2 separate regions of the Homo sapiens genome follow, and region 1 is linked to region 2. A link is an interaction called in ENCODE POLR2A ChIA-PET data of the cell type or tissue named here. Cell type or tissue: Panc1. All regions are shown on one strand.

Region 1 (2,500 bases), 85 kb after region 2:
AGCTTGCAGTGAGCCAAGATGGTGCCACTGCACTCCAGCCTGGATGACACAGCCAGACTCTGTCTCAAAAAAAAAAAAAAATGGTGACGGGCGCCTGTAATCCCAGCTACTCAGGAGGTTGAGGCAGGAGAATTGCTTGAACTCAGGAGGCGGAGGTTGCAGTGAGCTGAGATGGTGCGGCTCCACTCCAGCCTGGGCAACAGAGCAAGACTCCGTCTCAAAAAAAAAAACAAGAAAAAAACCCAGAGTGGAGCAGGAACGGCAGGGCCCAGGAAGGAGGCTGGACTCCTGGACCCCTGCACCATCCTGTCCAAGGAACTTGTTTTGGGACCGTCACTCTGCTCTTCCTCCTGTGGCTCCCAGGAAAGCCAACCCCATCCAACAGGACCTGGGCAAACAGCTTAGTCTCCCTGACCTGTCCTTCAGGATCTCCGGGGTCTGTGGGCACCTACTGGGGGTGGGTACAGCAGGGAAATCAGGCCCAGGTCTGTGATATTGGGCAAGTCACTTACAGAGCCTCATCTTCATTCATTCATTCATTCATTCATTCATTCTCCATGTGTCTGTTCAGCAAAATGGCCATGGCCCAGCACTCTTGTTTTGCTTTATGCTTTTATGGAGAGCATTAAGAGAGCTGATGGCAGCCGGGCACGGTGGCTCGTGCCTGTAATCTCAGCACTTTGGGAGGCCAAGGCAGGCGGATCACTCAAGGTCAGGATTTGGAAACCAGCCTGGGCAACATAGCAAGACCCCGTCTCTACTAAAAATACAAAAAAAAAAAAAAAATAGCCGGGCATGGCGGTGCATGCCTATGCTCCCAGCTACTGGGGAGACTGAGGTGGGAGGATCACTTGAGCTCAGGGGGTCAAGGCTGCAGTGAGCCACGATGGGACCACCGCACTCCAGCCAGGGTGACAGAGTGAGACGCTGTCTTAAAAAAAAAAGAGAGAGAGAGAGAACTGGTGGATGTGAGGATGAGTCATAGTCTGCAAGGAGCTATGGCTGTGCACAGTCTGACTAATGTCGTGGGAGTGCCCTGGGCATGGGCCTGTGACCCTGTTGGGGTGGGAAGTGGAGGCTCTGGGGGTTACTGACCAGCCCAGATTGCTCCCTGGATTGGGGAGCAGTAGGTTTAACCCTAGTTTGATCCCGCCTGGCATTCCCTCTGCACCTGCTCTCCCTGCAGGGAGTAGATGCTTCTGACCATCTCTGGGTGTGGTGTGCAAGAGAAGGGCATGAGGTGGGCACTGCCACTGCCCTAGAAGTGTCTGCTAAGCCCTGGCCTGTCTGCAGGGTTGGCAGCAGCAAGGGGGCTGGGCTATCTTGACCTTAGCTTCTCAATCTTTAAGTAGATTGCATCCTATGGTTGAAACACTGCTTTCTGGGAGGGCATACCTCACACTGGGCACTGTGCCTAGCATGGTTTTTTTTGAGACAAGGTCTTGCTCTGTCACTCAGGATGGAGTGCGGTGGTGTAGTCATAGCTCACTGCAGCCTCAAACTCTTAGGCTCAAGCGATCCTCCTGCCTCAACTTCTCGAGAATCTGGGACTACAGATGTGCACCACCATGCCTGCCTAATTTTTTTAATTTTTATTATTTATTTATTTTTTTTGCAGAGATGGGGGTCTCGCTACATTCCTCAGGCTGGCCTCAAATTCCTGGCCTCAAGCGATCCTCCTGCATCAGCCTCCCAAAGTGCTGGGATTACAGGCATGAGCCACTGAGCCCAGCCTAATCGAGGATTTAGGCTAGGGAAGAGAAAGGACATTCGAGGTTGGAATTACAGAGCAGCAGGATCCAAGACTGATTGTGTAGACAGAGTGGCAGAGACCTGGTGCCAGAGAGGAGGGGCTGAGAAAGCAGTCCCACCTGAAGGCCAGAGACCAGAGAGAACAACCCAGTCTCACAGACGGGCCTCCATGGCAGAGACACCAGGGCCCTACCCAAGGAGGAGACAGAGGAGGGTGGGATCTGGTCTGGAATCAAGCCCAGCTGGGATTGAGAAGGCCACAGAGTGTAGTAAGAAGAGGTCCACCTGTCTCTTTCACTCCCTGGCTACTCTGAACTTCAGTCTCTTCTTCCATGAATGTGGTAACAGTACCCGCCTCATGGAAATGTCAGATTTGGAATTCTTGTCTTTCATGTGCCAGGCACATGTAGTTGGCCCTAGGAGATGGTGGGACAGGAGCTAGTTTTAATTGGGGAGCTGGATTTACTTAGGCACAATGAGGCATACTTGGGGTGTCAAGAGAAATTAACATTTTATTTCTTTAATTTTTTTTTAGACAGAGTCTTGCTCTGTCGCCCAGAGTGGAGTATAGTGGCGCGATCTCGACTAACTGAAAACTCTACCTCCCAGGTTCAAGCGATTCTCGTGCCTCAGCCTTCCAAGTAGCTAGGATTACAGGCATGCGCCACCCACCTGGCTAATTTTTGTATTTTTTAGTGAGACAGGGTTTCTCCATGTTGCCAGGATGGTCTTGAACTCCTGGCCTCAA
Region 2 (2,500 bases):
GTACAATGGCATGATCTCGGCTCACTGCAACTTCCGCATCCCGGGCTCAAGCAATTCTTCTGGCTCATCCTCCCATGTAGCTGGGATTACAGGCATGTGCCACCACACCCAGCTAATTTTGTATTTTTAGTAGAGACGGTGTTTCACCATGTTGGTCAGGCTGGTCTCAAACTCCCGACCTCAGGTGATCCGCCCACCTCAGCCTCCCAAAGTGCTGGGATTACAGGCGTGAGCCACCATGCCCAGCCTTTATTTATTTTTTGAGATGGGGTCTCACTCCGTCACCCAGGCTGGAGCACAGTGGCATGATATCGGCTCACTGCAACTTCTGCCTCCTAGGTTGAATAGATTTTCCTGTCTCAGCCTCCAGAGTAGCTGGGATTACAGGTGCATGCCACCATGCCCGGCTAATTTTTGTATTTTTAGTAGAGACAGGGTTTCACCATGTTGGCCAGGCTGGTCTCGAACTCCTGGGCTCAAGTGATCCACCTACCTCTGCCTCCCATAGTGCTGGGATTACAGGTGGGAGCCATCGCACCTGACTAATTTTTGTTTTTAAATGGTGATGCTATCATTTAAATAAGTGTTTCAGGCACTGCGGTCTTCCATCCCATTTATAGTTTTTCTTTTTTCTTTTTTTTGAGACGGAGTCTTGCTCTGTCACCCAGCGTGGAGTGCAGTGGTGCGATCTCGGCTCACTGCAAGCTCCACCTCCCGGGTTCATGCCATTCTCATGCCTCAGCCTTCCGAGTAGTTGGGACTACAGGCGCCTGCCACCACGACTGGCTAATTTTTTTTTTTTTTTTTTTTTGTATTTTTAGTAGAGATGGGGTTTCACCATGTTAGACAGGATGGTCTCGATCTCCTGACCTTGTGATCCACCCGCCTCGGCCTCCCAAAGTGCTGGGATTACAGGCGTGAGCCACTGCGCCCAGCCCCATTTATGGTTTTTCTAACATTTTCGTTAGCATTTTTAAAATTAGGTGCCCTGCTCATCTTCTCTGTGTCGTTCCAGTTTTAGTCTGTGCACTGCCGAAGCGAGCACTTTGTAGCATTTTCAATATTGAGAGGCACAGTGTGTACAGAAAAAACATTTCCTAGATATATCTACAGTATAAGGGTGTCTCATCTGGGTAAAATTTGTCCCCGGGTATTGCTCTGATTAGATTTATGGAATTCAGAAGCTGGTTGGAAATCATGTAAGCAGCACGTTTTCTGCCTTTAACAAATATTGACTGAGTGCCTAGAGCGGCTGGGAGGGGCACAGGAGCTTCCATTGTAGGGAGGGAAACTGACAGCAAGCGGCCAATGTTATGTTTATTTCAATGTAATTATGGGTCGGGTGCAGTGGCTCACGCCTGTAATCTCAGCACTTTGGGAGGCTGAGGCGGCCAGATCACCTGAGGTCGGGAGTTCGAGACCAGCCCAACCAACATGGAGAAACCCCATCTCTATTGCAAACACCAAATTAGCAGGGCGTGGTGGCGCATACCTGTAATCCCAGCTACTTGGGAGGCTGAGGCAGGAGAATTGTTTGAACCCGGGAGGCAGAGGTTGCAGTGAGCTGAGATTGTGCCACTGCACTCCAGCCTGGGCGACGAGAACAAAACTCCGTCTCACAAATAAAATAAAATAAATAAAAAAAAATTATGATCAGTGTCAGAAAAGGGATTGGTGGGTTGTTAGGATATCAGCAATAGGCTAACACCTCACTTGGGAGGTCAGGAAGGGCTTTGATGGGAAGGGGCATTTGGCCAGAGATGTGAACCCCCAATCTGAGATTTGAACGCCTATTGGCTTTGCCTGGAAGGACCACCTAATATCCTGTTCTGCCTCCCATTGCTCCCTACACTAACACCATGTTTATTTCTTTCTTTCTCTCTCTCTCTCTCTTTTTTTTTTTTTTTTTTGAGTTGGTCTTTTTGTATTGCCCAGGCTGGAGTGCAGTGGCGTGATCATAGCTCACTGCAGCCTTGACCTCCTGGGCTCAAGTGATCCTCCCACCTCAGCCTCCTGAGTAGCTGGGACCATAGGCACATGCCACCATGCCTGGCCAATCTGTTAATTTTTTGTAGAGACGTGGTCTCACCTTGTTGCCCAAGCTGGTCTTCAACTCCTGGGCTCCAGCGATCCTCCTGCCTCAGCCTCCCAAAGTGCTGGGATTACAGGTGTGAGCCACTGAGCCCAGCCCCTGTTTGTTTATTATTTTTCTTACCCACAATCTATATTTAGCTGGATTTGTTGCCTTGTTTACTGTTTGTTTCCCCACTAAAATGAAAATTCTTTGAGAAAAGGAACTTTCTCTGTCCTGTTCCCATTGTATCCTCATTGCCTGTAGTGGCCCAGAGAGAGGCCCCACATTTCCTGAAGGCACGAAGGGATGAGTGACAGCAGAGCTGGGGCACACGGTGGTCTGATCAGCCTCGGAGGGGTGGGAGTGGGGGCGGGAGAGAGATGATCAGCCTGGGACGGGTGGGAGTGGGGGTGGGAGAGAGATGGA

Evidence for each region. Peaks named below come from ENCODE experiments on the same cell type or tissue, not always from the same donor. Only the 100,000 strongest peaks of a DNase experiment are listed, where the experiment ranks them.
Region 1: POLR2A ChIA-PET joins it to region 2 with 10 read pairs; 7 of 35 experiments call an interaction of 5 or more read pairs at or near these places.

Annotation. Positions count from the first base shown.
Region 1 is chr7:74,342,969-74,345,468 of GRCh38, forward strand. All of the region lies in intron 3 of CLIP2 (CAP-Gly domain containing linker protein 2), which reads left to right. Among named protein-coding and RNA genes, the nearest start is that of CLIP2, 55 kb to the left of the region's middle. In Panc1, no CTCF peak of the experiment used is centred here; DNase peaks (open chromatin) are centred at 1,053 and 1,395.
Region 2 is chr7:74,257,572-74,260,071 of GRCh38, forward strand. No RefSeq gene overlaps it. Among named protein-coding and RNA genes, the nearest start is that of RFC2, 4.4 kb to the left of the region's middle. RefSeq lists an enhancer at 609-668. In Panc1, no CTCF peak of the experiment used is centred here; no DNase peak of the experiment used is centred here.